Linked DNA regions of Homo sapiens: region 2 is linked to region 1. The links are chromatin loops, found by intact Hi-C in ENCODE. Cell type or tissue: PC-3. All regions are shown on one strand. Each heading gives the region's core, and the rest is flanking DNA. Links, peaks and the distances in the headings are about the cores only. Region 1 overlaps IFT81 (intraflagellar transport 81). Region 2 overlaps ATP2A2 (ATPase sarcoplasmic/endoplasmic reticulum Ca2+ transporting 2).

What was found. Peaks named below come from ENCODE experiments on the same cell type or tissue, not always from the same donor. Only the 100,000 strongest peaks of a DNase experiment are listed, where the experiment ranks them.
Region 2: a loop joins it to region 1, with 5 times the contacts of the local background. A loop is called at or near these places in 2 of 110 quality-filtered maps.

The regions. Positions count from the first base shown.
Region 1 is chr12:110,215,267-110,231,393 of GRCh38, reverse strand. IFT81 (intraflagellar transport 81) reads right to left here. Exons shown (of 19, transcript NM_014055.4): 19 at 12,601-13,350. The coding sequence ends at 13,168. Among named protein-coding and RNA genes, the nearest start is that of ATP2A2, 58 kb to the left of the region's middle. RefSeq lists an enhancer at 7,148-7,648. In PC-3, for the core only: a CTCF peak has its summit at 6,931; DNase peaks (open chromatin) are centred at 6,873 and 7,453; H3K4me3 peaks cover 1,308 bases; H3K27ac peaks cover 2,323 bases.
Region 2 is chr12:110,328,493-110,344,619 of GRCh38, reverse strand. It overlaps ATP2A2 (ATPase sarcoplasmic/endoplasmic reticulum Ca2+ transporting 2), which reads right to left. Exons shown (of 20, transcript NM_170665.4): 9 at 11,935-12,023; 10 at 11,337-11,439; 11 at 10,477-10,608; 12 at 5,217-5,339; 13 at 4,899-5,117; 14 at 3,626-3,961; 15 at 2,172-2,392; 16 at 1,186-1,388. Among named protein-coding and RNA genes, the nearest start is that of ATP2A2, 55 kb to the right of the region's middle. RefSeq lists enhancers at 1-36, 2,920-4,119, 5,527-5,626. In PC-3, for the core only: a CTCF peak has its summit at 5,596; no DNase peak of the experiment used is centred there; H3K27ac peaks cover 2,787 bases.

The DNA.
Region 1 (16,127 bases), core at 2,916-10,915:
GAACCATGTTATTCTGTAATTTCCAGAAATCTCTCCTGTTTTAGGAAGGCTGACAGAGGGGTTCTTACTCTCAAGCAATGAATACTCACTGAACATCAATAATGCTGATTTGGTTAAGTGTATCTGAAAATATAAGGAGAGATGGATAGAGAGAAAGACTCCTGAAACATACTGACAAACTTAATAACCACAAACCATGCAGGAATATTCTGACCTTTTGGCTCAAACTTTTGTCTATGTTTTTAGAAGAAGGATGAGAAAACTTACTCTTGAAAACACACAGTGTTCTATGAAAACATTCAGCAAAACTCAGATTTAATCTATTACTTGAAATAAAATTACCTTTTCTCTGAGACATTTTCCTCATTAAAATTGTCCTTGAGCACTACAGATCTTAGGAACATTCTGTAGATCATCTTATTTTGTTTTTTCAAGCCTTTAAAAAGCACAGTTCAAAAGTTGTGTAGCTGGAGGCATCTCTGACACCAGGAAAAGCAAACTTTACTTTTCCTGTGTATTCCGTAAAATCAATTAGCTTGAGTAGTACATGATCTTATTTACTTAATTAGGGCAGTGTGGTGACTTTAGCAGTTGCTCTAGTTCAACTTCACTACAATAATGGAAATGTACACAGGATAGCCACTCCCATGCAAAATCTGTTTTTATAAAGGAGTAAATGTTAGATTAAAACTAAAAGTCACTAGTTTTTGAGTTAGGAGACTGCAAAGTAATGCTGGTGCAATAATGTATAACCAAAATTTAAGATCAGTCTGTCATCTGATGAGATGGGTCATCTTTAATAGTATCTTAAGTGGTAATAGTTTATTTTTTATTTTTTATTTACTTTGTGGAAATAGTTTAAAAATCTCTCGACTATCTTTTCAAAATCACTCACCTTGTGGCTAACACATGATTAATACTTGATTCCAAATCAAGCAAGAAGGAATCCTTGAGAACAAGCTATCCTTTAATAAAGTGTTATAATATGGTGTATCTATTTCCACATGTGTGTGTTTGCATGTGCCTATGTGTAATGCAGGATTTTTTTTTTTTTTTTTTTTTTTTTTTTTTTTTGAGACAGAGTCTCGCTCTGTAGCCCAGGCTGGAGTGCAGTGGTGCGATCTCGTCTTACTGCAAGCTCCACCTCCCAGGTTCACACCATTCTCCTGCCTCAGCCTCCCAAGTAGCTGGGACTACAGGTGCCTGCCACCACGCCTGGCTAAATTTTTGTGTTTTTATTTTTAGTAGAGATGGGGTTTCACCGTGTTAGCCAGGATGGTCTCGATCTCCTGACCTCGTGATCCGCCCGCCTCGGCCTCCTAAAGTGCTGGGATTATAGGCGTGAGCCACCGCGCCCGGCCTGTAATGCAGCATTTTATTGGGAATTAATGTATTGCACATGCTGAAGACTGCAGCTAACAACATATTAATCTCTATAAATGCTCTAATTGCTTATAACATATTAGGAAACCATATGAAAATAGAAAATGTGGCTATCCCTGATAATATGCCATGTAGGACAATGATCAGACTAAAATTCTTATTTAATTGCTTAAAAGTAAAACCACCTTATCAGGAAGGTTACCTACGTCTTATCCTGTGACCATGACAACAAATTAAAAATGGAACTGCTGAAACCTCCAAAATATGCAAAATGGTAACTGAAAGGATGTCACTTTAATGATAGTTAAAACATCCATCTCCATGGGCTAAATGTAGACACAATTGGAAGCTAATCTTGGCATTCAGGCTTGAGGTTGGACCAGCAGGACTTCTATTGTCATCTGGACAGGTGGCAATAGCCTTAGAAGGGGATGTCAGGGCCTCCAAAGTCTTCTTTTAGATCTTACATCAAGCTGCAATGAACCCCGGCTTCAAATGAAAATATGAATGCCAGAAAGCAAAGGCGAAGAGTTAACTGCGGGTTGTTTTTTTATTTCTTAGATGCTAAAATATTTTAAAAAGCAAGGATAGCTCAATTTAGATTACAAAAAGGCACTCTGATGAAAAGCAAATGTGTTCCTAAATGTATGTCGAAGTAGATGGTTAGAAAGCTAATATAGAGTTTGTGGGCTAAATATATCATTTCTTTTAGAAGCAGAACATATTGCTGGGAGAAAAAGTCCTCTATCATAGGACTTATGGCATATAGTAACTAAAATGTTTTTCCATTTGTTGAATTTTCAATGTTGGGGAATATTATTATTCAGTAGACCTAGAGAGAAGTCCTAAATTGGAAAAGCAGCTGAGTCCAAGGTCATCTCTTTGTTTCCAAATATATCTTGAAACAAATGCAAGAAGGGCACTTTGCTGAGTGTTATCTGGACATATATAGTTTCAATCAAATTCTTCAAGAAGTGTCAGAATAAAAGTTGAACATTTGTTTGACACTGCCAAGTCACTAGCAAGTGGGTCTCTTCAAGGGCTGAGGCTCTCCTTGCCGACTTGGCAATTATTCTGTAAAAAGTTCTTTTTCCTCCTCTTTAGAAAAAAAAAAAATCAAGCACAGTGAAAAACCAGCTTTGAATTTTTCTCACATTTTTTAAAATATGGGAAATCACATAAACTTATAAAAGTGTCTCCCAATAAAAATATAACTTCTAAATATTCTGTTTCTCAGCTTAATTCCTTGGAATTATCAAATCTTTTTCACAAATCTGAAAATGTTAAATGTAACAAAGAAGTGATGGCATAGATGATATAGAGTTGTAAACTGAATCAAATAATAAAATGAGGCTGGGCGTGGTGGCTCATGCCTATAATCCCAGCACTTTGGGAGGCCGAGGTGGAAGGATCACTTGAGGCCAGGAGTTCAAGACCAACCTGGCCAACATAGTGAGACCCCATCTCTCTCTAAAATAAATAAATAAATAAATAAATAAATAAATAAAATAAAATAAAATAAAATGCCGAATCTTTCAATTAGTGTAAAAAATAACCCCCAAAACACAATGAAACAAATTAACTGGCTTACCACCTGTATTGCTCTTCTCTGTCACAAAAAATAAACCAAACTTAGTCCATGATGGCAGTCTTCCGTGGAAGATGATAATTTGTCATTCTCTACAATGCAGTGAATCTCATTTCATCAACAGTTCAAAAGGATATTAAGAAGAACTCCTGTTGTTATTACCAACAGACCATGGCTGATAATCCCACCAACTAGAAACCTTCAGCTTCAATCTCTCACTCCCTTTCCAGCTTCATCTTCTCTGTTCCCTCCGGCTGGGTCTGGCTCATACCTCAGGGCATTCCCTTTTGGGGCTTCCTTTTCTCCACGGAGCTCTTGCTCCCTCTTGGAGCCAATTTCTACTCAAGCTTCCATAAGAGGTTTAACTTGAATGTTTTCTCCTCTAGGCTGACCAGATTGCTCCAGCCTGTATTTTCTCCCACTTTGAGTTCTGTGGGGATTATTAACTCTACTATCTATGTGGTTTTTATCCCATTCCAGGAAGCTGAACTAAAATTTTTAGAGACTCTAACTTCCAAAAAATTATAGTTCCCCTCCCCACTACATGCAATGAGAAGAAACAAAGACTAAACCATAATACGAATATAAGGAAGTCTAACAGAGTTCTGCTCTTTCTCTCTTTCTTTCCCTCTTCCTTCCTTCCTTCCCTCCTTCCTTTTTTTCTCTCTCTCTTTCTCTTTTCCTTTTTTTTTTTTTTTTTGAGACAGAGTCTCACTCCATCACCCAAGCTGAAGTGTAGTGGTGCGATCTCGGCTCACTGCAACCTCTGCCTTCTGGGTTCAAGCGATTCTCGTGTCTCAGCCTCCCGAGTAGCTAGAATTACAGGCGCGCGTCACTACTCTGGGTAATTTTTATATTTTTAGTAGAGACAGGGGTTTTGCCATGTTGGCCAGTTTGGTCTCAAACCCCTGACCTCAAGTGATCTGCCCGGCCTTGGTCTCCCAAAGTGCTGAGATTGCAGGTGTAAGCCACCGTGCCCAGCTTTTTCTAATGGAAACTTCTTTGATTTTTGAAATATCATATACTTTCAGAAAATCTGTAGTGCATGTTTGCCTACTGGCTAATCCAGCACTGATTTGTTGGTTACATCGCTTATCTTGATAACTGGACTTTAAGCTGCTTAAAAGTGACAGCCATGCTTTTCTTGCTCAATATACTTGCTATAGAGCTGGATAAGGGAGTGGTGGGTGATGAATACTTGCTGGTTTCACTCCTGCTGTTCTGCCATGTTCTCCCATTCATCTGTCCACATCTTACCCATCCTTCCAGGCCCAGATCAGTTCCTACCTCTTTGATAAAGCCTCCTTGACTCTACTCTTCTTTGACCTTCTGCTCTTCCCTATAGCTCCAATTTGATTGAATTTCTATTGCTCCACAAAATTTAGTACTTGGTTATTACTTCTTGATGTGTTTACTGTTGTTTAATATATAGTCGTGTTAACAACAGGGGCCACACTTATATTTTTACTGCACCTTTTCATTCAGTCTGAGTGTCCAGCACATTACAGAACTCAAGAGCTTGATACATAATATGAATTCTTTCCCCATCTCCCATGCACCTGTGTAACTTACCGAGCCCTACTAGACTTCTTGTCCTTTCCTTCACATGCTGTATCCTTAAATGCCTTTATGTCTTCACTTTTCCCATGCCTATCAACATCTTAACTCATCCTTACAAATCAGCTCAAGTTCCATCTCCTCTGTTAATCTTTCCACAATCCCCCATCAGTACTAATTGCTGCTTCCTCTGAGCTCCCTGTTCTTTGTACACACAGCACTTATTTTGCTGCATAATATTTGAGTCTTCTAAACTGTGAGGTCTTTGAGAGCAAAAACTAGGTCATGTTCAATTTCTATTTTAGCACTTAGCACAGTGTCAGGCACACAAGATAACAAATATTCGCATCAAAATAAATGAGTGGACTTTTAATTTCATTCTCCTATTAATCAAGTATTATCTTGTTAATTTCTTTGGTTAAGAAAGAAATTGCCTGTTGGTATTTTCACAGAAAAAGACAAGAAATATCTATAAAACTGTTCAACAGATTCTGGATTTAACCGAATTTGATAAATTTTGTGGTTTTGCTTAATTACCTTATTGTATTTTAATCTTTTTTAATTTTTTTAATTTTTATTTTTTGAGACAGAATCTCGCTCTGTCACCCAGACTGGAGTGCAGTGGCACAATCTTGGTTCACTGCAACCTCTGCCTCCAGGGTTCAAGCGGTTCTCCTGCCTCAGCCTCCCAAGTAGCTGGGACTACAGGCGTGCACCACCACACTCGGCTAATTTTTTGTATTTTTAGTAGAGACAGGGTTTCACCATGTTGGCCAGGCTGGCCTCAAATTCCTGGGCTCAAGTGATTCTCTTGCCGTAGCCTCCCGAAGTGCTAGGATAAGGCATGAGCACCACACCCAGCTGTATTTCTTTCTTTCTTTTTTTTTTTTTCTCCAGACGGAGTCTAGCTCTGTCGCCCAAGCTGGAGTGCAGTGGTGTGACCTCGACTCACTGCAACCCAGGCGGAGGCCTCCTGGGTTCAAGATTCTCCTGCCTTAGCCTCCCAAGTAGCTGGGATTATAGGCACCTGCCACCACGCCCAGCTAATTTTTGTGTTTTTAGTAGAGATGGGGTTTCACTGGGTTGGTCAGGCTGGTCTGGAACTTCTGACCTCATGATCCGCCCACCTCAGCCTCCCAAAGTGCTGAGATTACAAGCGTGAGCCACCGTGCCTGGCCACCCAGCTGTATTTCAATCTTTAAGTTTCATTCCAGCATTGTTCATAAAGTGAAAAACTGGAGTTGATCTAAATGTCCAGCAATTGGAGACATGCATGATTTTAACACACAGATAGATTTAAATGATAACCCTATAAAGTTTCAGTTTGCTCTGTATTTAAAACTACTACTCATTTCTTTCATTCATTTACTGAACATTTATTTTCAGTATAATTCCCTCATCTGGTTGGTTGAGGTTACTTTTAACCATTTAGTAAAGTTTATTCTTTAGGTATAGTAAGCAAACACATTTTTTAAAAAAAGGTACTATAATTTTATAATAAGCACTAAAAATTATTTCATACCATAACTCATAAACAGACATCAATCTGTTTGCTTATATACAATAGGTATATACATGGGTCACACTGCAATATAAGTACTTAAGAGCACAGGTTTTGGATCCTGGCTCTGCCACAATCATTAGTTGTATAATATTGTGAAAGTCTCTCTGTGCTTCAGTTCCCTTATCTATAAAATGCGGATAATTGCAGCTGCCTCATAAGGTTATTGTGAGAGTTATGTTAGTTCTACACATATAAAGCATTTAGGACAGTGCCTGGTACAAATGGAGTGCTCAGTACCAGGTTATTTGCTTGAATCACTCATGATCATGGTCGTGATTAGAGCTTCAGGGAATAAAATTTGTTAAATCTTGCTTTGCATAACTGAAGTTCATAAAAAGTCCTTTGTAAGTCTGCTTCAGTTTCAGAACCAATAACTTAATTAGGTTGTGCTCTAACAATGAAACAGGCTCCCTCATGAGGAGTGAGCCGCATTGCGGGTACACTACTATGGCTGGAAAGTGATTCGCTACATGCGCTACAGAACTGATTTCCACACTGGAGAGAGGTTGGAAGAGATCCCTCAAAGCTCCTGATCTAATAAATGATTATATGAATCATTCTGAGGTTCCTTTCAAGCTCCAAAATTCTATGACTGTTTACCAGGATATCGCATGCAGCATTAAGCAGCCAAGCCAGGAACCTGCTGTTACACTCTGAACTGAGGTGTAAACACATACTTTCACCGAAAAACAAAAATCTTTAATTTCTTCCTGTGCTCGGAATAGTGAATTTCCATAGCAGTAAACCAAGTTTGGTGACTCAAGCCTCTCAGCAATTCTGGAAAGGAAATTGTGAAAATATCGATGTTTGCCAAGAAAGTACTTCCAGTTTGCCAAAAGAGGGAGCATAGGAGCAGAAAGCATATGTTTGTCCAAGTCTCTTAAAAATACTTATTTGGGATCTGTGTTTTATTTTTTGATTTCTTTTGCAAGGATGGGGTGGGGCTAAACAATATTTACAGTCAACTTCTCTTTTTAAGATTATCTTAAGACAGTAGGGTCAAAGATAAAAAATACATAGATAACTTTTAATGATCCCTCTCCATCCCCCGAGACAAAACACTCATCCCAGGCCTGGCTGCCATACGCCAAGCAGCTCTAATTTAAACTGCTCTCATTAAAAGGAAGAGGAAGAGGAGCTAAGCCAGTATGAGTGGAGGAATAATTTACATATTTAATAAAGATACAGCTTTATTTCTCTCCTGGCTGCCATGAATTGTCTAAAAAAGAAAGATCTGTTGCATATGTAATCTACTCCTCACCTGTAGGTGAGTAACAATCAGTAACAATGACGTTACTGATAAAACCAAGTTTAAAGAAAGTTAATCATCAGGATGCTATCTTACCCGTTCCCTGGGGCTAAAGACTCCTTCATGCCAGACAAGATGAATGATGTAAGCACCTAGAATCCTTTGTAGAAACAAGTCATTTACTCACACTCATTAGTCACTAATATAGGGTAGAATGCCTGCATAAGACAAGGCTTCTATAAGACACACACCTGCATACAAAGTCATTTTTCTTTTTCTTTTTTCTTTTTTTTTTTTGAGATGGAGTTTCGCTCTTGTTGCCCAGGCTGGAGTGCAATGGAGCAATCTGGCTCGCTGCAACCTCCACCTCCCAGGTTCAAGTGATTCTCCTGCCTCAGCCTCCCGAGTAGCTGGGATTACAGGCATACACCACCACGCCTGGCTAATTTTGTATTTTTAGCAGAGATGGGATTTCTCCTTGTTGGTCAGGCTGGTCACGAACTCTTGACCTCAGGCGATCTGCCTGCCTTGGCCTCCCAAAGTGCTGAGATTACAAGCGTGAGCCACTGTGCCCAGCTACAAAGTCATTTTTCAATGCAAACTTTGACTTTGCCTTTGTAGAGACAGCTTTGACAAGTTATCAGTTTGCCATTTTTCATATTCAACTCAGAAGAATTCTGCAAATTTGTATATTTTTAGTTTCAGCAATATATTTAGTCTTTTATTTTACTCAAATTATAAAAAGTGCTCTGTATTGTGTTACCTTAAAAAGTTAAGAAACATACTTGGGGCCGGGCGCGGTGGCTTATGCCTGTAATCTCAGCACTTTGGGAGGCCGAGGCGGGTGAATCACCTGAGGTCTGGAGTTCAAGACCAGCTGACCAATATGGTGAAACCCCATCTCTACTAAAAATACAAAAAGTTAGCTGGCCGTGGTAGCACATGCCGGTAATCCCAGCTACTTGGGAGGCTGAGGTAGGAGAATTGCTTGAACGCGGGAGGCGGAGGTTGCAGGGAGCCAAGATCCTGCCATTGCACTCCAGCCTGGGCAAAAAGAGCAAAACTCTGTCTCAAAAAAAAAAAGAAATGGACTTGGAAAGTGCATAGATCTTACAAATTTATAAATGTTAATTAGGCAGAATAACACATTTACGTTTATTTGATAGTTTAAATGAAATTCCTTCCTTTATTATCGTCTCCTGAATTAGAGCAAAATAAGGGCAAGTATTAATCTAAAGAAAAAGGTAGGTGTTCTGCAATTTCTGGTTTTATTTCCATAGGGATTTGAACAGTATTCTAAGACCCTTCTGGTACATTCTCCAGACCTAGAAAATACATGGCTTTGGAATTCAGTTAACAGATTTATAACAGAAAGCACATTATCCTATTATAAGATTCTTCTTAAAGGGCACCATTTAAATTTGGATTGTTTCCTGAATTAATACAGAAAGCAAGATAAGCAGTGGCCTTTTGAAATTTACAATCATACAGTCAGTCCCATGCAACGGTTGGCAACTAGAAGAAGGAAATCTGTGAACACAGAGGCAGATTTCACAGGCTGCATTCTTCTCCTTTATTTGGGCCATCACATGAAAGACAAATTAGTTTCTGAAATGATTAAGTACTCTGATCAATTAGCTAGCCAGAGTATCAATCCTGAAGGAAAAATGTAATAAGCTCTTTAGTAAGTGCCAGCTGTCAAAGACTGTCAAGGTTAGTTAAAGTTTTTTAATGTTCCAATCAAATCATGAAATGAGTGGAAAGTCACTGCACTAAACCCATTAAGCTGCATTACTAAATGTCCAATGTTACACACAATCTATAAATAACTTTGTACTTTTAGAGTTTTATTTCTTCAGTTTGCTTTTCTTGAAGTAATAATGATGTTCTGCTTCAGTGAATAAAGTAATTTTGGAGCTGCCTTTGTGTTTAATCCACATATTCCTTCTGTATGGAGTAAAGATGGCAAGTAATAATCAAATCAGTAGAATTCTAAGGATTCTGTGGAGTATCTGTCATCAACCATTTTAAAAATCAAGAGGAGTACCAAAGACAGTGAAGGGCTAAAAAATAATTAATCACTAGGCTTAATAATTTTGTGAACTGACTTTCCTCTGGAGGAATAAAATGCTGTTTCTATAAAGGGCATCTAGTCTTTTTCAAATACTTGCAAAGGAATTCATATTCTGTTTAAAGGAGCATCACTTAACTATTGGCTTAAAAACAACATGCCAGTAACCAACACCACACAAATATATCTATGTCACTATCCAAAAAATGATGATTGAATTAAGGATTTGTTTCTACACACTAAGACACAGCTTTTCCTCTTTTGGGGGATTGCTGATCTGCTAGTTGATCTAAAGGCACAAATGACAATGCTGGCAGCTGATACTTGCCCAAATAAGAGGATAAAACAAGCAGAGGACCAATTCAAATCACTTATGAACACTGAAATACTTCTGTTTTCCTTATAAAAATTTAAAAGATATTTCTCTCCATACTTTCCCGGTAAGTCCAGTTCTTCCTTATTCTGATGGACCCCATCTCTTCTTGCTACAGCTCCTAGAATTACCAATTATCTCTAGCTAGTGAGGCTCTTTGATTACCAATAAAAAACCTTTCAAACAAAAATTAAGAGTAGGACACACATGGGAACAAAGAGATCCATATTTTTTACAGGGTAGAAACAATTTTCTTCTTTAAAAAATATTTTTGGTGGTGGTACATGCCTGTAATCCCAGCTACTTGGGAGGCTGAGGCAGGAGAATGGCTTGAACCTGGGAGATGGAGGTTGCAGTGAGCTGAGATTGCGCCATTGCACTCCAGCTTGGGCAACAAGAGCGAAACTCCATCTCAAACAAAAAAAAAAAAGTTTTGGGCCAAGTATGGTAGCTTATGCCTAATCCTAGCACTTTGGGAGGCCAAGGTGGGAGGATCACTTGAAGCCACAAGTTCAAGACTAGCCTGGGCAACAAAAGGAGACCCCATCTAATATGGTTTGGATGTTTGTTCCCTCCAAATCTCATGTTGAAATGTAATCTCCAGTGTTGGAGGTGAGGCCTGGTGGGAGGTGTCTAGATCATGGAGGTGGATCCTCGTGAATAACTTAATGTCATCCCCGCGGTGATTAGTGATTTCTAGCTCTGAGTTCACACAAGATCTGGTTCTTTAACAGTGAGTGACAACTGCCCCTGACCTCTCGCTCCTGCTCTTTCCATATGATGTGCTGGTTCCCCTTTCACCATGAAGCTTTCACCTGAGGCCCTGGCCAAGAGGAGATGCCATCACCATGCTTCCTGTACAGCCTGCATAACCATGAGCCAATTAAACCTCTTTTCTTTATAAATTAGCCAGCCTCAGGTATTTGTTTATACTGACACAAAAACAGCTTACATGGCATCTCTACCAAAAAAAAAAAAAAAAATTAGCCAGGCATGGTGGCATGTGCCTATAGTCCCAGCTAACTTGACCCCAGAAGTTTGAGGCTGCATTGAGCTATGATTATATCACTGCCTCCCAGCCTGGGCAACAGAGAAAGATCCCATCTCTAAAAAAAAAAACAACAAAAAATTTTTTTAAAGACAGCTGAAAAGAACTAGCCTAAGATGGACATGCTAATAATTCGAAATTTGAGTTTTCAAATCTAAAGGCAAGATATTTTGAAAAAGTACTGAAATTGAAATGAAGTAAAGCATGGCACATGAATTTGGTATCTTTCTAAGGGAAACCAAAGAAATCTTCAAGTACCTTGTCCAAATGAAGCAGAGATTGGAAGCACTTTGAACTCTTGAATTTCACTTTGAGTCTTGTGCTACATTTAATATGTGATATCTATATTCTATGAAAATTTTTTTATATTTAAAATATCAGGCTGGGCGTGGTGGCTCATGCCTGTAACTGTAATCCCAGCACTTTAGGAGGCTGAGGCGGGTGGATCACTTGAGCTTAGGAGTTCGAGACCAGCCTGGCCAACATGGTGAAACCCCATCTCTACTAAAAATATAAAAACTAGCCAGGTGTGGTGGTGCATGCCTGTAATTCCAGCTATTCGCAAAGCTGAGGCAGGAGAATTGCTTGAATCTGGGAGGCAGAGGTTGCAGTGAGCTGAGATTGCACCACTATACTCCAGCCTGGGCAACAGAGCAAGAGACTGTCTCAAAGAAAAAATAAAATGAAATAAAATAACGGTTCCCACAACTATCAGATTATTGTTACATTATTATTATTATTTTTTGAGACAGAGTCTTGCTCTATTGCCCAGGCTGGAGTACAGTGGCGTGATCTTCGCTCACTGCAAACTCCACATCCCAGGTTCAAGTGATTCTCTAGCCTCAGCCTTCCAAGTAGCTGGGACCACAGGTGTGCCACCACACCCGGCTAATTTTTGTATTTTTTGTAGAGACAGGGTTTTGTCATGTTGCCCAGGCTGGTCTCGAACCCCTGACCTCAAATGATCTGCTTGCCTCAGCCTCCCAAAGTAGTGGAATTACAGGCATGAGCCACTGTGCCCAGGTTGGTTATTATATTATTAAATCTGTAATAGGCCAGGCATGAGTGGCTCATGCTTGTAATCCCAACACTTTGGGAGGCTGAGGCAGGCAGATCACCTGATGTTGGTTGGGAGTTCAAGACCAGTCTGGTCAACATGGTGAAACCCTGTTGCTACTAAAAATACAAAAATTGGCCAGGTGTGATGGCGGGCGCCTGTCATCTCAGCTACTTGGGAGGTGGAGGCAGGAGGATTGCTTGAATCCCGGAAGCAGAGGTTGCAGTGAGCTGAGATCACACCACTGCACTCCAGCCTGGGCAACAGAGTGAGACTCCACCTCAAAAAAAAGAAAAAAAAGTCTGTAATAGATTTTTGGTGAAAATAAGTAATAATGTGGCCAGGCGTGTAGGCTCATGCCTGTAATCCCAGCACTTTGGGAGGCCGAGGCAGGCAGATCACGAGGTCAGGAGATCGAGACCATCCTGGCTAACACGGTGAAACCCTGTCTCTACTAAAAATACAAAAAGTTAGCCGGGCATGGTGGCAGGTGCCTGTAGTCCCAGCTACTCAGGAAGCTGAGGCAGGAGTATGGCATGAACCTGGGAGGTGGAGCTTGTAGTGAGCCGAGATCATGACACTGCACTCCAGCCTAGGCAAAAGAGCGAGACTCCGTCTCAAAAAAGAAAAGAAAAGAAGTAATAATCCTTCAATTTAATATTAGATGTTAATACTTTAAAAAGAATAAATTTTGACACAAGACAACTATACATTTTTTAAATAGATATGAAATACGTACCAAGTTTATTTGCCTTTAAATGATACAAACAGAAAAGACATGTTAGTCAAAATATTAAATTTTCTTGCATTTTACAGAAGAAAAATAAACTGAAGTAAAACTGTAGGAACTGCTGAACGTCAGATAAATGTTTCTTCAGAACAAGAGATATTAGTTCCTAAAAGATTCTTCTAAAGTTTTTTTAAAAGAGATTAAGAAAAACAGTAAGCCACTGGGTTATTACATTCTAAAAAAAAACTACATGTTTCTTAATGGACATATGTTTACATTTACAGATAGTAAACTTAGTTTCCTGTCTCATAAAACTCAGAAGACGCCAGTGATGTCTAAACTATGGAAAAGAATAAAAGCCTCTTTTTCATATGAAAAAACATTCAAACTAAATCTACCTTAACATTATTTTCTATGAAAACTTAATAAAGAATGGCTCTTCTGAAAACAAAATGCTATACAAATCAGTTTCAAAAAAGAAATACATTATGAGATTAGGCTTATAGCTAGTGGTATCAAGTAAAACCCCAAACGATGACACAAGAATTCACAGTATTAGCCGGTCCTCCCCACCCTCCTGAATTACCTGACCAATGGAAGTTTGGCTTTGTTGTTTCAGAAAGCACTGTTTCTTACATTCCATTAATTGTTCCAAATCACGCCACATTTTTGCTTGTTTCATATTTGGACCATGACTTTCTCGTATAACTTTTTGTTTTTCCCGAAGTTTCTATCATTAAAAAAAAACAAGAATAATTAAATCTCAGTTACAGGGGTTTATTTCTATTGCTATAGTCGGAGGAATATGGTATGTTTTCTACAGTAGATAAAAAATAGTTAGCTAAACCACATACTCTATAATGTACCAAAACTAAGATTATAAAAGTTAACTAAGGCCAGACGAGGTGGCTCATGTCTGTAAACCTAGCACTTTGGGAGGCTGAGGTGGGCAGATCATGAGGTCAGGAGATCAAGAGCTCTACTAAATCCAACACTAAGTCAAACTGTTTGCCTTTCTAGTTCTCCAAAAAAATACAAAAAAAAATTAGCCAGGCATGGGGGCACGCGCCTGTAGTCCCAGCTACTCGGGAGGCTGAGGCAGGAGAATCGCTTGAACCTGGGAGGCGGAGTTTGCAGTGAGCCGAGATCACGCCACTACACTCCAGCTTGGCAACAGAGCAAGACTCTGTCTCAAAGAAAATACAAAAAACAAAAACAAACAAACAAAAAAAACTACACAAAACTATAAAAGGAAGTGAGAGAAAAAGATAGTTAGGAAAGTGGAACAGTATCATGGTGTGAAAAGAAGAATGTAGAGTTTGGAAGTCAGAAGACTTCGGTTTTAATCTGGTTTTGTCTCCTCTAGTGGTAAGCAAGGCACTTAATTTCTTGGGACTTCAGTTTTCTCAATTATCAATTAAGGTTAATAGACCAGGCATGGTGGCTCACGACTGTAATCCCAGCACTTTGGGAGGCTGAGGCGGATAGATCACTTGAGGTTAGGAGTTCGAGACCAGCCTGATCAACAAGGTGAAACCCTATCTCTACTAAAAATACAAAAATTAGCAGGGCATGGTGGCGTGTGCCTGTAGTCCCTGCTACTCAGGAGGCTGAGACAGGAGAATGGCTTCAATCTGGGAGGTGGAGGTTGCAATGAGCTGCAGTCGTGCCACTATGAGACTCTAAGTCAAACTGCTTGCCTTTCTAGTTCTCCAACAAAAACCAGCTAGGAGGATATACATGACATATTACTCAAGAATGTACAGTTATAGCTCATATAGCTTTAAAATAATTCATTTATTAGCCTAAGCCTGAGAAATGTCCACATTTTGTTTTAGAATTTCCATTTACATAAAAATTTCTCAAGAAACCAACAGGATCAGTATATTCTATATACTAAAACCTAATACTTATTTATTCAAGATATAATTATGAAGCACCTGTTATATGTCAGGTATGCTTGGAGTTTCAAGTGGAAAACAGGACTCATGCTATATAGGTGGGCAGATCACCTGAAGTCAGGAGTTCGAGACCAGCCTGGCCAACATGGTGAAATCCCATCTGTACTAAAAATACAAAAATATGAAATACAAAAATTAGCCGGACATGGTGGCATGTGCCTGTAATTCCAGCTACTCAGAAGGCTGAGGCAGGAGAATTGCTTGAACCTGGAAGGCAGAGTGAGCCAAGATTGTGCCACTGCACTCCAGCCTGGGCAACAGAGTGAGATTCCGTCTCTGGAAAAAAAAAAAAATTAAGGTGAATAATAGGAGGCTGGGGGCTGGGCACGGTGACTCACACCTGTAATTCCAGCACTTTGGGAGGCCAAGGCAGGAGGATTGCTTGAGCTGGGGAGTTCAAGGCCTGCCTGGGTAACATGATACTCTGTCTCTACAAAAATAAAAATTAAAAAATTATCTGGGCATGGTGGTGGCACATGCCTGTAGTCCTAGCTAGTTGGGAGGCTGAGGTGGAAGGGTCACTTGAGCCAGGAATTTGAGGCTGCAGTGAGCTATGCTCTCACCACTGCACTCCAGCCTGGGCAACAGAGCGAGATCCTGTCTCTTAAAAACAAAACAAAACAAAACAAAACAAAACAACCAAACCAAGGCTAATAATAGGGGAAAATAAAAGTATTTACTTGGTAAGATTATGTTTTCAAGTGACATAATAGATATTGAAATACTTGATAAATTATCATGTATTATATATATCCTTGTTATTAAATGTTATATTCTATCTTATCCTGAAACAGTGTATACTCTATTTATGTCCAAATAAATCAAATTGTATGCACATATACTTCAGAGAGCAGGCCCAGTGATTACGAAAATAGTACACTATTAAATAAGCCAAAATCCTTCTTAGAATTGTTTTTGTTACTAACATCTTAGATGGTCCACCTGCCAAAACTGTTTTACTCATTGACTCTAAAATTTTAAACAGGAATAAAAGAATCTTCAATAAATTACAAAAATATACTTTAGTTCTATATTATGGCAAATTGAGGAAGGGTGACTGAAAGCAAGAGTAGACACAAAGTCAGAGACAATAAGTGACACGGTAGGAAAAAAGAGAGAGAGAATCCAGCCTGGGCAACAAAGTGAGACGCCCCTGTCTCTACAAAAAAAAAATTTTTTTTTAATTAGTTGTGTATGGTGGCACATGCCTGTGGTCCCAGCTACTCAGGAGGCCGAGGCAAGAAGATCACTTGAGCCTGGGAACTCAAGGCTGCAGTGAGCTGTGACCATGCCATTACACTCCAGCCCAGGTGACGAGTGAGACTGTCTCAAAAAAAAAAAAAAAAAAAAAAAAAAAAAGAAGAAGAAGAAGAAGAGAAGAAAAAGAAAAGAAAGGAATTCATTCATAATCCCATGTGCTAGAGACAACTACAGTTGACATTTTGGTAGAGAAGGTGAAAGTGCACATAGAACGAAATGCAGTGTGTTGGAAATATCTGTACCGACACCGAGTGTGAGAAAATCACCAAGAGGGACAGAAAAGCAA
Region 2 (16,127 bases), core at 1,133-9,132, 120 kb before region 1:
GTGCCAACCTTTCCCCTTGCCGTGCCTTCTCCCCTCAGTGGGTAGTACTTCAAGGCTGCAAGTGTGTGTGTACTCCATGTAAGGCTGCACAGTTTGAGGGACTAGATTACACCAGGACTTTTGGACAAACTATTGCTGCCTAGTTGTACACAGATTTATTTGCTCCATTAGAGGCCCAGCAGCAGTTTTCTAGGGAAATGCTGTCAGGAGCTAGGGTGGAACACTGAGCAGCATGGCCCTGCCCTCAGCAGCTTCTGGGATTCCCCCCAGTATTAGCTTTGAGTTCAGGAAGTTTATTGCAAAGAAGCAACAAGGTGCAGCAGAGAATACACAGAGTTCAGACGAGGCAAATATCCCCATGTGGTAGCATCAAAAACAACAAGTGCATATACCCACTAACCCACGAATTACAGTGGAGCATGAAGGCCGCTGGCTGCAAGGATGAGGCACTACGCATGTCCGGATATGGAAGGATCTGACAAGCAGGAAGAAGGCAAGACAAGGGTCAACATGCAGGTGTGCACAGCATGCTGGAATCTCTCCGGAAGGGCACAGGGTACATGAGCACCTCAACGCCAGAGGGAAGTGACTGGCCCAAACCCTTTCCATTCTATGCCATTGTGTGCTTTTTGAATTTGAAGTCATGTGAATATATTATGAAAACACAATGCCTTCCTATGGGATCCCAGGGAAGTGATTTCACCTCACTTTCCCAATCTATGAAATGGGGAAGAACCCGGGGTGAGGAAGATGAGGGCTAAAGAGATGATTTATATATAAAAGGGACCAGCCACTGCGCAACCCTTCTCTTATGGAAACAGGGACTAAATTTTATAACTTGGTGACAATTATCTATTTAAATCCCACCTATGAACTCTTGGAAGGCAGAACCTAGCGTGAATCATTCTTATCCCTTTGCACAGAGGGCTCAATCTGAAAACCCTGATGTTTAATTGCTCATTCAGAAAAGCCCAAGTAAGGGCAGGATGCTAAAACTGGAACTAACTGTGAAAGGACTCTGGTAAATTGGATGTATAGTTCATCGAACTGTAAGAGGGCATCTCTGTCTTTTGCTACCCTATACGGGGATAGAAGAAAAAACACGCTTTTAAGGGATGAATTTACAAAATTTCAGCTCACAAACATTTTGTTTAAAAATCAGTAATATAAAAAAATTGTACTCACAGCCAATAGCCAAGTAACGGAAAAAGAGCCACCCGCTGATCAATGGTTCCTTTGGGTTCCGGGGAGGTTTATTCATGATGTCCAGATCAGGAGGGTTGAACCCCAGTGCAGTGGCAGGCAGGCCATCTGTCACCAGATTGACCCAGAGCAGCTGAACAGGAATCAAAGCCTCGGGAAATCCAAGGGCTGCTGTCAGGAAAATACTGTTTCCAATCAAGAAAAGAAGACAAAGAGAGCCCAAATGACTTCTGGCCACTATTTAAAGAGCATCATCAACCCGCCCTCCTCCAGAAAAATAAATGACAACAACTTCAGGTAATCTGTAAAATACTTATACCCAATTTTGAATTAAAGCTCAATTTTACTTAGTTTATTACTTAAATTCAGATGACTGAGGCCAGGTGCGGTGGCTTATGCCTGTAATCCCAGCACTTTGGGAAGCCAAGGTGGGCAGACTGGCTGAGCTCAGCAGTTAAGAGACCAGCCTGGGCAACATGGTGAAACCTCATTTCTACTAAAACACAAAAAAATGGCAGGGAGTGGTGGCGCATGCCTGTAATCCCAGCTGTTCGGGAGGCTTGAACCCAGGAGGTGGAGGGGACAGTGAGCTGAGATCGTGCCACTGCCCGAAGCCTGGGCGACAGCGAGACTGTCTCAAAAAAATAAATAAAAATAAAAAAATTATTAAGCTGACTGAGATAAAGCCAACTTTTGGAGGGCAAGAATTTCATGTGACTACCTGGTTAATGTTAGCTCAGTCTCACGTTAAAGAGGATTCTTTGCACATTGGGGCAGCTGCAGACAACCCTCCCGAGGGCCAAAGCACCACTGCTTCCATAAGGCATTTCTGTCTTGCCCACTCCCCTCTTCCAACTCAGGCACAAAGACCAAAGCTGCTGCAATCTGGAGAGCAAACTGCGAGAACTGGGCTCCATGACCCATTTAGATAAAGGCGTACAGTAAGTGATGCTGTCACAGAGACCTACCAGACAACTTCCCCGACGTTGGACGAGATGAGGTAGCGGATGAACTGTTTCATGTTGTTGTAGATTGCCCGCCCCTCCTCAACGGCAGCCACAATGGTGGAGAAGTTGTCATCCGCCAGGACCATCTCAGAGGCGGTTTTAGCCACCGCAGTGCCAGAGCCCATAGCAATGCCAATCTCGGCTTTCTTCAGAGCAGGAGCATCGTTCACGCCATCGCCAGTCTGAAAGGGAAAGCAATGGTTGGGTCAGCCAACTGGCATGCCACATTCATACCCCTAGGCAAAAGCCCACTGAATGGGAAGCAGGAGGAAAATGAATAGAGCCGTAGGTCTCTTGGCAAAGAGTTTTAGAATTTTTGTTTCATAAGTTGGTGTCACAAAACACATTTTACCTAGGAAATGTAAAATTACCAAATAAGTTTACCGAAGTGGGACAAAGGGGACTTCAAATTTATCTGTATTATCTTACTAAAAACAAAAACACAACCTATGTGGCAGTCAAGAGGAAGCACTTGTATCCACATGGATAAATTTCAAGTAGAAAGATGCAGATTGCAAAAATATGCAAATTTTTATTTTTCTGAGATGGAGTCCCGCTCTGTCGCCCAGGCTGTAGTGCAGTGGCGCAGTCTCGGCTCACTGCACGCCTCCTGGGTTCAAGCGATTCTCCTGCCTCAATCTCCCGAGTAGCTGGGATTACAGGCGCCCACCACCACACCCAGCAATTTTTTGTATTTTTAGTACAGACGGGGTTTCACCATGTTGGCCAGGCTGGTCTTGAACTCCTGACCCCAAGTGATTCACCTGCCTCGGCCTCCCAAGTGTTGGGGTTACAGGCATGAGCCACTGCACTCGGCCAAAAAATATGCCTTCAAAAGCATGCAAAAATAATACTGTCTACAGACACAAAAACAGCACTCCCATGTTTTTAATATTTTTGCTAAATTCCAACTTCAGTTACCTCTGGGGGAGAGGAGAGTACACTTATAGTATGTTTCAAAACTAAGATTTTTTTTTAAAAGAGAAGAAAGTAAATTTAACATAATGTATCTGGGTGAAAATCAGGTGAGGGGAAGAATACTGGAAATGCTTCATCAATAGCCAGCTCTTAAAGAACTTAAAAGCAGGGTGATCCAAACAACTGACTGATTACATCCTCAATTTTCAGAAAACTTACAATAAAAACACGTCTCATTTAAAAAAGAGACTAGATCACCAGATTGTTCCTCTGGGACTGATCTGGAAGGCCCTTCTGGGTTTTAAACGACTCTAGGATCTTCCCTGCAAGTAGCACACAACATGCTAACCACTGATTCACCGAATTCTAGAGAAAAGACCCAAATCATGACAAATTCCAAATTAGGGAGCTATGACAAAAAAATTCAGTGGTCAAAATTAGAGGCTACTATGTGCTTGTGTAGCCTGAGTCACCTGTACATGTTCAAACATGCTCACCATAGCTGTAATCTCATCAAAAGACTGAAGAAATTCTACGATTTTAGACTTGTGGGAGGGTTCAACTCGAGCAAAACAGCGGGCGTTCAGGCAGGCGTCTCGCTGGGCGGAGGGGTTGAGTTCATCAAACTCCCGGCCTGTGAAAGCTTTTGACGTCACGTCCTCATCCTGCCCGAAGATGCCGATGCGGCGACAGATGGCCACAGCAGTGCCCTTGTTGTCCCCAGTGATCATGATGACCCGGATGCCTGCTTGCCGGCACAGCTTCACGGAGGAGGCCACCTCGATTCTCGGAGGATCCAGCATGCCCACGCAGCCAACGAAGGTCAGATTGGTCTAAAATAAGAGCATCACTTTAAATAAAAGTGGCAAGTTCTAGTTTTTGTCCCCTAGTTTGAAAAATGCCCAGTTAAACATTGAGACAGGTTTCTGCATTTTTTTTCTTTTTTTTTTTTTGAGGCGGAGTTTCGCTCTTGTTGCCCAGGCTGGAGTGCCATGGCGCAATCTCAGCTCACTGCGACCTCCGCCTCCCAGGTTCAAGAGACTCTTCTGCCTCAGCCTCCAGGGTAGCTGGGACTACAGGTATGCGCCACCACACCTGGCTAATTTTGTATTTTTAGTAGAGATGTGGTTTCTCCATGTTGGTCAGGCTGGTCTCAAACCCCCAACCCCAGGTGATCTGCCAGCCTCGGCCTCCCAAAGTGCTGAGATTACAGGCATTTGAGCCACCGTGCCTGGCGGTTTTTGCATTTTCTTATGAGAAAAAAAAATACCACTACACCCGTTATCAAACCATTCTTTAACTCTTGTGCTATTCTGAGCCCACAGTACCAAAGCTTCTTCATTTTGTTCATAGCTTTAGGATGTCACATCCTTGATATAAAAGAATTCTACTCTGAGTAGAAAAGTGGAAGTAATCTCCAACTTGGATCTTTTGACCTTCAGTAACTAATGAATATTCTAGAAATGTCACCAATTTAAAAAAAATCATGATTTAGATGAGAGGCAAAATGGGGTTTACAAGCTTAAGCTCATCTTGATTATTCTACTTTGAAAATATTCTACTTTGAAAATAACACTTTTATGAAATTATTAACTATGTATGTTTGAAGCAGCAAATTTTAAGGGTGACACAGCTGGCAGGCAGAAAAACAAATAACCACACCTCTTTCTTGGCAAAAGTGAGAACTGTTTGACCTTTTGCTTGAAGGAGTACTGTTTAAACACAATGAATCGTGCAGGGTGTGGACAAAGAAACTTTTCATTAGCTAACCTCATATTTAATAAAGTTGGCAGAGTCCTCAAGGTGCATTTCTTCTCTTCTCAGTGGGTTGTCATGAGTGGCCAGGGCCAGGCATCGCAGTGTGTCGCTGCCACTACCCCACTCTCGAATGACAGACATGATCTTCTGTTTGACTCCAGAGGTCATAGGAACCTTAGTACTTCCAACTCGAATGTGGGTGCACCTGTCAATGACACCTTCAGGAGCACCCTGGAAATGTTACAGATTTAGATAAACAATTTTGTTTTATTGGTTCACCGGGATCTTAACCCTGGCAAGAACATCTCAATTGCAATCTGCCATACTTGCCTTCACAAACATCTTGCTCATTGATGTCCTGCTTGGTTTATTTGGTGTACAGTAAACCGACATTGACTTTCTGTCACGTGAAAACTCTAGAGTGAATTCCTTTTTCATCAGCTGTTTAATGACCTACAAAGGGAACAAATATGGATACTACTGGGTGGCAATTTCTGAACTTTTTTACCTAACAAGCAGTAAGCACACCTATTACATGACAGATGCTAGGAATATAGCAATAAACAAAACAGACAGGTTTTTGCCCTCATGAAACTTGTCCCCTATTTTGGGAGAGACAGACTAAGATGCAAAAGTAACACAAGTGCTATAGAGAAAAAGGGAAGGGGGATAGAAAATTTGCATACATACATATGAACTGTTACATAAAGTGGCCAGAAGGCGGTGACATTTGAATAAAGATGGCCCCATGGGGCCTGAAAAGATGTGTGTGAACCCAGTGGGTGGTGGTGAAGACCCACCAGGCAGAGAACGGAAGTGCAACCTGGCAAGTCCTGGAATGGTAAAGGAGTGCCAACGTGGCTGGAATAGAGTTTACATGAGCAAAAGGTGAGGCAGGTAATGGCAGAGGATGGTAGAAGCAGGTCATTAAGACCTCAAAAGTCATTATGGGGCATTTGGCTTTTAAGACAAGTAAAACAGAAGACAACGGAGGGTCTCAAGCTCCAGTTGTCAAGAATTGGCTGAAGGTGGTCGGGTGCAGTGGATCACCTGAGGTCAGCAGTTCATGACCAGCCTGGCCAACATGGTGAAACCCTGTCTACAAAAATTAGCTAGGTGTGGTGGCAGGCACCTGTAATCCCAGCTACTCAGGAGGCCGAGGCAGGAGAACTGCTTAAAGCCAGGGGGGCAGAGATTCCAGTGAGATGAGATTGCGCCACTTCACTCCACCCTGGACGAAAGAGCAAACTCCATCTCAAAAAACAAAAGCATTGGCTGAAGGGAGACAAGGAATACCATTCAGTATAATGACACTGACTTAAACTAGGGAACGTTGGAGGTGAAGAGATGGCCCCAAGCAGAGCTGTCCACCAGAACTCTGTGAAAGATGGCAATGCTCTGTGGCCACTGTTCATGTGGCTGTCACACGTGATGGATAAGCACTTTAAGTGAATATGGCTAGGGCATCTAAGGAAGTGTTTTTAGGTATTCTAAGTAGTTTTAGATAGCTAGTGGCTACTGATTATAGTAATGAGACCAGAAGAGATCATGGGAGTAACTATAGACAGAAATGGCTGAGGACTATGGAGCCTTCACCTCCTGGTGCCTTGTGAAAGACCCAGCTACAAAGACCTCGAATGAGAGGCCAGGGAGGGAGAGCAAGTATGGGATCGTGGAAGCCAAGTGAAGAGGTGCTTCAAAGAGGGAGCGAGTGACAGCACCAACAAAATAGGAAGACGAAGACTGAGAATAAACCTTTGGCTTTATATCGTTACCTACAACTAAAGATACCCCTTCTCTTCCAGTTTTTGTACTTTTCTTGCCTATTACACAGACCAGGAATGCCAGTATAATACTGCATAGAAATGGTGAGAATTCTGTTATGTTAGCATGGTCTCTGTGTAAACACACTGTCAGCGTTAAAGACACACTTTTATAGTCTTAGTTTGGTGTGATAAGATGCGTTTCATCATATGCACCTACTGAGGTGACCTTATTGTTTTTTCCACCTTAATTTGGTTAATGTGGTGAGTTAATTATATTTGCTCCCACTGACACACATTTAAAAATCATCATAGAAATCCCCAAGAACATCAGCATCTAACCTAGGAAGCTACGGGAGGACTGAAGGCTGATGAACTGACTAGATGGGGCTCAGGGCCCTGCAGCGATCCTGCTGGCCTGCCAGCCACTGAACCGTCTCAGGCAGCAAAGGAATGGGTATGAGTGCTACGCTAGATTCTGTATCATCTCAATCACACGTGTGTTTAGTTTCAATTAAGCATTTGCGCCAATGGCACTGGGATGACTAAAGGAACACGCAATGATTCTGAGGAAGGCGTGGACCTACCCAGGTAAGAGGTCTTGGGCTGGGAGTGGGGGAGGGAAATCCCTTTCAGTACTAGGCTGGCCAAGAACCACAGACCTCACCAAACAAGCCATGGGGCCAAAATGCTGGACCTGCTCTCTCTGCTTCTAAACTACACATGGGTTCCTGCTGTCTCAAGTGGGAAGGGAGGCAAAGAGCTTGTGTTTGGAACTCCTTAGTGAATGAGCAGCATGACAGCTGTTTCCGATCCCTTGGCCAAGGGATGTGAAAAAGATGGGACAAGGGAGCTCTGGAGCAGGGAGACACAAGGATGACAGTATTGCCCGTACTTGTGTGGTCACTGGCTAGTGAGCCAGTGCTGGTTCAGCCCCATTACATGACTTGTTTCCCATCACTCAGTGGAGTAGTCAGAGGTCTAGAATCAAACGACTCAAACCCTCAATCTGTGAAGCTGTTTTCAGGCTGCCTCAGATTTTTAGTTACACCAACTAATAGATCACAGGCAGCGTGGCTCTGCCAGGATCCAACTCCTTGCTTACTGGCAGAGTGAATAAGCCTGGACTGCTTCGGGTTCATGGAAGACACATGGGTAGAGGGAAGAAGCCAAAGGAGTGGTCCAAGGCCTTCATGGCTTTGAGACTGCTATTTGTGAATTGTGCATCAGTTTACTGAAAAGGAATCTATATTTCAGCTGAGACAGTCTCAATTCCAGTGTGAGTTTTGTTTTCTCAGGACAGTATAAAGGAGACAAAATGCTGCCTCACACTAACCGGAAGACCACGCCATACAGGTCATGGAAGGGCTAGGTGTCCCTAACTGCAGGCTGGACATGATGGTCTAGAACTTTTCACCCTGAGATTTTGTGTGGTCACTAAAATGCCTGATATTTGAGGTTATTAAGAAAACAGGTATACTGCTCCCTCCCAACTCAGGCTGTACTACCCCCCAATGACACAATGCCTCCTCATTTGCCCTTATTATCCAGGAAGGGATGAAAGGGCTTATGACATACAAAAAGCATTAAACGTGGTGACAACTAATCATTTTGCTAAATGAGGCTTGCCTTTATACAGCTGTGTATGACAACTAGAAAAGGCTGAGTTTTACCTCTCTCCTCCCCCAGACCTGTTCCTTCAGGCAGGCAGAACCTCTCCCCTTCCCATCGCTCCTTATTCTACCAGGGAACCCTAAGTTACAACAATGTCCTATAAAGAGGCTGCAAAAGTACTGACTGGCAGCCCCATGGTGATGACAGACAGGTAGGTCTGATGCTAAAAAGAGGTATGTTCAGCAGAACCCAATTCCATAGGAATCCAAGCTCCACAGCTAGGAGACAGTGGGCACTGAGGATGAGGCTGTTTGCAGGCAAATGGTCTGGTGGACCTATTAGAGGACCATGTGGCTGTGCAGACCCTGGACTGCAGATAGAGGGTATTCACTCTAAGATAGTGTAGGAGGGCTCTTGCCCAACAAGCAATCACCCTGTCTGCCATATAAAAGGAGCAGCTGCTGCTGCTGCCACACAGCTCAGGAATGATGTTTCCTGGGTGGTGGTTTGTGGGGGCAGGAACCAGACATAGACTTTGAGAGCCTGACTTACGTCCCTAAGCTCCTTCTGCTCCTCCCTGGCTGCTCTGAGAGCATCACACTCCTTCCTCCAATACAATCAGCTTCCGCAGTTCCCATTCTTGAGCTGCTTCTGTAGCTTGCTTCTTCTCTCCCACCTGTCCTTGGCACCCACGTGACCGACTGACCCACACAGACTTTGTGTATTGCAACATCTTATCTGCATATCACTTCTCATCCAAGCAATCATCTACCACTTTGGCCAGGATAAGATAAAGGGAGTTATCCTTCAAGTTTAGCCACTTCAGGCCTTAATTTTTTTTTGAGATGGGGTCTGACTCTGTTGCCCAGGCTCAAGTGCAGTGATGCTGCAACCTAAACTCTAGGCCTCAAGTGACTCTCCCGCCTCAGCTTCCCAAAGTGTTGGGATTACAGGTGTGAGCCACTGCGCCTGGTCCACTTCAAGTTCTTAAGCTGAGCCAAGTGACAGGCAGGGGGACCAGTCTTTTGAGGAGACCCAGGTGCTAGAGACTCAATGGATGGCCATTCTTCACCAGCAGCCGTTGCAAAGTGTTTCTACTGAGGTCTAGGCTCCCCGGGCTTGTGAGGCCACAGAAATCTAAGGGCAGTACTGCAGGACAGGTCCAGTATGGTGGTCTTGGCAGGAGGGAGCAGCAGCTCTTTGAGAGGAACCTCACTCAGGTCCAACTCACTGTGGAGACTCCCCATCCTTGCTACTGGCCCTTGTCATAGTGATGCTGGTCGAATGAGCCCTGTCTCAAAGACTCTGACAGGCAGAAAAAGGCTCAGAGGCCACTTATTTGTTCAGTGTATACATGAACAATGTGGGTGCCCTCTGCCACTGCCACTGCCACTGCCACCACCATCACCACATTGACCTTTGGTATTTGGTTATGCTGGTCTCATCAAATGAGTTAAGAAATGTTTGATGCCCAGGCGCGGTGGCTCATGCCTGTAATCCCAGCACTTTGGGAGGCCGAGGTGGGCGGATCACCTGAGGTCAGGAGTTCGAGACCAGCCTGGCTAGCATGGTGAAACCCCTTTCTACGAAAAATACAAAAAATTAGCCAGGCGTGGTGGCGTGTGCCTGTAATCCCAGCTACTAGGGAGGCTAAGGCAGGAGAATCGCTTGAACCTGGGAGGTGGAGGTTGCAGTGAGCCAAGATCGCGCCATGGCACTCCAATCTGGTGACAGAGAGAAACTCTGTCTCAAAAAAAAAAAAAAAAAAAAGGTTTAATTGAACAGGAAAAGAAAGTGTGGTAGCTGACAGGGGAAATAAGGTCAAAGGAAAGTTTCAAGATAGAAAGACACTATTATTTCCCCCTATGCTGAAGAACATCTAGTAGAGATGGAAATCAATAATGCAGCAAAGATGTTGGGAGGAGGTGGCTTCTGCTAGGAGCAAGAACACTGTTCACAGCACTATGGGAGAAGGCAGCCCCTGTGGGCCCAGAGGGTCGCTCAAGGAAATTAGCTATTGATTGCTTTTATTTTCCTGGTCAAATACACAGGAAGAGCATCTTACCTGAGAGTGAATATGGGGAAGGAAATACTGTAAGTTTGAGGAGATAAGGTATAATTAGTTTTCTAAGAGAGTAGGACAGTGCAGACACTAAGTATATATAGTACGACTGATAAGCAGCATGAACAATAAACCAGGTTCAAATACTCACTGAGTTGCAGGCATTTGCACGTTCTATTTTAGAAAGACCCTTCAATTCGGTATCAAATACATTCATCTTCTCTACTAGGCAAGTGAGAGCAGTCTCTGTAGCTTCTCCAACTTTTTCATACACACCCTTTGCCTGTATTGGTTAAAGGCACAGAAAGTAGAAAAAAGGGAGAAGTACACAGATAAATTTATCTTTAATATTTTTTTTCCACAAAAGCACAATCTGTCCTCTATTACAACACTGTAAGGCCATTTTTATCCTCCTCTGAAACAGGTGACCCAGATAATTAAAAACATACTCAAAGTACAGGTGTGCATGTGATCTTATTCTAATAAGTAGGTTTTTCATTTCCCTTAAATATAAGATGACATCAAACACAGTATTTATTATTTCACCCAAATATAAGAAGCCACTGATCACACTATTAATTCAAAGAGTGCCTTCACATAATAATGTAATTCCATGTCACTGCTTATCATTCTGAAGAGTTCACATTCTGTCTCTGACAGGGACTAGCTTACCTTTGAGACAGAAACTATATCCTTTGCTTTCAGGAAAGCATTTTCTATCCTGGGTTTTATTCATTTATAGTAAGTATGCTATCAACAGAAAGAACATCACATATACTACAACTTTAAGTTAACTAACTGCAATGCTCAGTCACAGAGGATATGTGAAAGGCTCTCAGCTTTCTTTGGTGAGGTCATGCTGGCCCCACCATCAGGTTCTGAATGGAAGGGGGAAACAAAATCAGGCACCCTTGACTTTCAAAAGGGAGGAAGGCAGGCTAGACTTTCATTCCACCCACCCCACCCTTGAACTAGGAACAGCCATTCCTTCTAATTTATGAAGAGACTTACCTCATTGTAATCCAAAGCAGAGTCATTACAAAGAGCACAAATTGTTGCTAATTCTACCAGACCATCATACTGGTGACAATTCACTGGTTTATCATCTTTATGCCTGCCCAAAGAGAAAACACTCTTAGAGCAGGGTATGGTCGCCACTATTGATTCCTCCCGCCCCCTGCCCCCCCGCAATTGTTTAATAATGAAAACAGAATTTCTGGGACAACATACTGGAAAAAATTCCAAACAATTTGATGCCAGAGCCAATATTAGACAAAAACAAAAGAGAGAATGCATCTCTGGTATCAGAAATCAATCAGTAAAAAGACCAGAAATTCTTAATTCAATTCTTCCACCACTGGCTACAGTGAATAACAAACACAAATCCCTCTTGAAAGTTTGGAGCCCAGAAGATGCAAAAAGATGACTGGATTATAACCTTTGGTTCATCTTTCAAAGTTTTTGTTTTAAAAACATTTACTACTTTAGTAATAAGTGTTGACTTGAGCCACATTCAGAAAGCTGTCTTAACTTTGTAGACATGCTGCAAATCAATACAAATACTAAACTGCCACACCAGATCCTTTAAATGAGGAGGAGGGTTACTCACACTTCTCCAATAGGTGCATAAGTTGATCCAGTTATGGTAAACTCATTAAGGGAACAAGTATCACCTTCCACTCTGTCCAGAATGAACATCTGTAGGGGGAGAGCGCATCAGAGTATTTAAAAGGGATTTTTAAAAAATGCTACACAAATAAACTACCTTTGTTAGCTTAGGACAAAGGCAAACAACCTCTTTCATTTACGAAAACAACTTTAATAAAACTCACTGAGGCTCACTCAGCATCAGCAGTACTGTCCCTTACCCTAACTAGCTTAATTATATTAGACTGCTTCGCCCATCACACCCCCGACCAATCGAACAGTATGAAAAACAGCATCACTGAGGTGCTGAATGAATGAGCAGCAGTGGCACCAAAGACACAACAACCCACACAAAATCCAAGTTATGAGGACTCCCGGTCAGCAAAAGGTCAGTTCCAGAGACAAGTTACTCTTTAGATTGCTCAGAATCCCAAATTTCAAATGGCTGGCTGTGAGAGTGGTATTAGGTAGTCCTGCCTTAGAGCTAAGCACAAAAGCTTGGGAAGAATAAACTCACATTTCAGAGTTGCATAAACATTTCCCGAGTAAAATAAGACAAACTGCTTCTCTGCTCCTTCCCACTTATTTTTATTGTGGCAATAGCTCATGTTCTATGAAGCTGCATAACTATATGTATACAGTAAGGAGCCCGCAGAGCTGAATGAATTGATGTTCCCTAGACAATACAGATGGAAGCATGCTTAGGAAAGGATTAATTTTATTTTTTAAAGCGACATAAGCTATTTTCTTAAAGATAATTTTTCCACTGCTTGATTTGCATTCACAAATTATAATTCAGAAGCCCAGTTTGGAAAAGTAAGATTTAGGCTTGTGTTTTCATTGCAAATGAAAACTTGTAAAACCTCCTCTAAAAAGAAAAAATTACAGAAAGTGATGTCAAAACTATATTTTCTCGTGCTTTCTCTGAAATATGAGCAATTAATAATCTGATCAAATCATTCTCTAAGGGGAATTTAAAAAATGTAAAACTCAAGTTAAACAGGCCACGTTGAGCTGGGCACGGTGGCTCACGCCTATAATCCCAGCACTGAGAGGCCAAGGTGAGTAGATCATGAGGACAGGAGCTCAAGATCAGCCTGGCAAAGATGGTGAAACCCGTCTCTACTAAAAATATAACAAATTAGCCGGGCGTGGTGGTGGGCACCTGTAATCCCAGCTACTCAGGAGGTTGAGGGAGAGAAGTGCTTGAACCCGGGAGGCAGAGGTTGCAGTGGGCTGAGATTGCGCCACTGCACTCTAGCCTGGGCGACAGAGCAAAACTCCGTAATAACAGCAACAACAAAGCTATGTTGTGTTTTAAAAACACATCTTTTCAGAGCAATTCATCTCACATTCAATAAGGAAATTAGTTAATCTTTATTTTAAAATAACTTTTTTTTTTTTTTGAGGTGGAGTTTCACTCTGTCGCCTAGGCTGGGTGGACTGCAATGGCACGACTCGGCTCACTGCAACCTCCGCCTCCCGGGTTCAAGTGATTCTCCTGCCTCAGCCTCCCAAAGAAATTATAGGCGCCTGCCAACATGCCCAGCTAATTTTTGTAATATTAGTAGAGACGAGGTTTCACCATGTTAGTCAGGCTGGTCTCGAACTCCTGACCTCAGGTGATCCGCCCGCCTCGGCCTCCCAAAGTGCTGAAATAACAGGCGTGAACCACTGTGCCCAGCCAAAAATGTGAAATTCTTTGAGTCTATACCAAAGCCCAAAATATTCTAAAAGACATTCAGAATCTGAATCTACATTAGCTAAATCTAAATGTACTTAGACATTTTTGACTGTGAGCAAGTCAACCATTTAGGATATGCAGGATGAAAATCTTCCTAAGTCAAGGGCAGTTATGCAATACCACTGCAAGAAGCCTCCTGCAGAATACCAATTAGCACCAGCTTCCTGTTGTGAGGTAGAGCTTCACTCAGAACAGGCAGGCTTTTTCTTTATTATAAGAAAACATTTTAAGCCAAGCCATTCAAGGGAGAAAAGAACAAAAAAAAATTATAGTGAACTGGGAAACTGAAATTTTAAAAATTACAATTTTACACATGGCTTTACACATGGCTTACTTTCACAGACATAAAGACTATTCTGAGGAATTAAAGCTTTCAGGCTAAGTGAGACACAAAATCGTAAATAAGAAAATTCCCTTTCTCTTCCTGAAACAACCAGTATGACAAAACTGACTTTTAGCCAATTCATCCAACCTTTTGGTTCCAAAAAATAAGAACTTAAGTAGCTCAAACACCTTAATATCCTGGAGAAACCTAAGACAAACCTAGAAGCTTTCCACTTTGAAAGTTGGAACACCCCAGTTCTGTCAATTCTAAATGTGGGTTTGGACTTCACAAGGAGCTTGCGGGGGAGGGAGAACCTGTATCTAAAAAATCATCATGAGCTTAAAATTGGCAAGATAAAAATTCACAGGGCTTAACTGATTATAAAACAATTTCCGATGTTAAAAATAATTATCTAAAACCTGACAAAAAGGCCAAGATAACTACACCCTTTCAATATCATACAGAAGCATTATTTAACAAGCCCATTCTAGGAAAATGTAACACTGTGTTACTAAATAAATGCTCATGTTATATGAGGTTTCCCTGTAAGACATTAGTTTTGTAATCTAACCTAGCAATCCCTATTCTAATATTCTAATATTGAACACTTCCTCAAATACAGATTCCCTTGCTAATTAATGAGCCGAATAAAATATGTGACAAATGTCTACTCTGTATGAGTCATGTGTACCTTTTGGAATAGACTTGTACCAAGTTGTTTAAGCAAAACCTAAGGAAAGTGAATTATACAAAATAATCCAGCTGTATAATTATTGCATTATTTATTCAGTTGTTACTTTTCTAACAGCAGGTTTAAATTATTTATTTTATCAAATGATGGTCAAAAAATATAGGATGGCCGGGCGCGGGGGCTCACGCCTATAATCCCAGCACTTTGGGAGGCTTTCAAAAGCGGGTGGATCACTTGAGGTCGCGAGTTCGAGACCAGCCTGACCAACATGGAGAAACCCTATCTCTACTAAAAATACAAAAAATTAGCCGGGCGTGGGGGCGCATGCCTGTAATCCCAGCTACTTGGGAGGCTGAAGCAGGAGAATTGCTTGAACCCAGAAGGCGGAGGTTGTAGTGAGCTGAGATCGGGCCATTGCACTACAGCCTGGGCAACAAGAGTGAAACTCCATCTCAAAACAAGAACAAACAAACAAACAAAAATATATATGATGAATACACAGAATAAAGCAAGTTAAAAGCAATTTTAGTCAGCCCTCTGTACCTGTGGGTTCCACATCCACGGTCAACTAAACAGCAGATGGAAAAAATAACTGCATCTGTACTGAACATGTACATTTTTTTCTTGTCATTATTCCCTAAACAACACAGGTTAACTATCCCTAAACAACACAGTTTAACTATTTACATATCATTTATAATATTACGTTAGGTACTGTAAGTAATCTGGAGATGTTTTCAAGTATACTGGAGGATGAACAAGGTTATATGCAAGTACTGAACCATTTCATTTCAGAGACTTGAGCATCTGCAGAGTTTGGTATCTGAGGGAGGTCCTGGAACCAATCTCTAATGAATACAGAGAGATGACTATCTACTTTTTGAGAAAAAGCACGCTTCATTCAACATGTGATAGAAAAACCAATTAGGACTTCAGGTAGGGAGGTTAACTAGCAGCTTTCTCTAGAACTTGTCTATTAACATACACCTAGAGACAGAGGATCAGGAAAATTAGAAAGGAGGCTGAGTGTGGTGGTTCATGCTTATAATCCCAGCTCTTTGGGAGGCCAAGGCAGGAGGATCACTTGAGCCCAGGAATTCAAGACCAGCCTGGTGACATAGTGAGAACCTGCCTCTACAAAAAAAAATAAAAAAACTAGTGGGGCATGGTGGCATGCACTTGTGGTTGCAGCTACTTGTGAGGCTGGGGTGGGAGGACTTGAGCCTGGGAGGTTGAGGCTGTAAGTGAGCCACAGCTGTGTCACTGCACACTAGCCTGGGCAACAGAATGAGACCTTGTCTTTTTTCTTTTCTTTTCTTTGAGATGGAGTCTTGCTTGTCGCCCAGAATTGAGAGCAGTGGTGTGATCTTGGCTCACTGCAACCTCCGCTGCCCA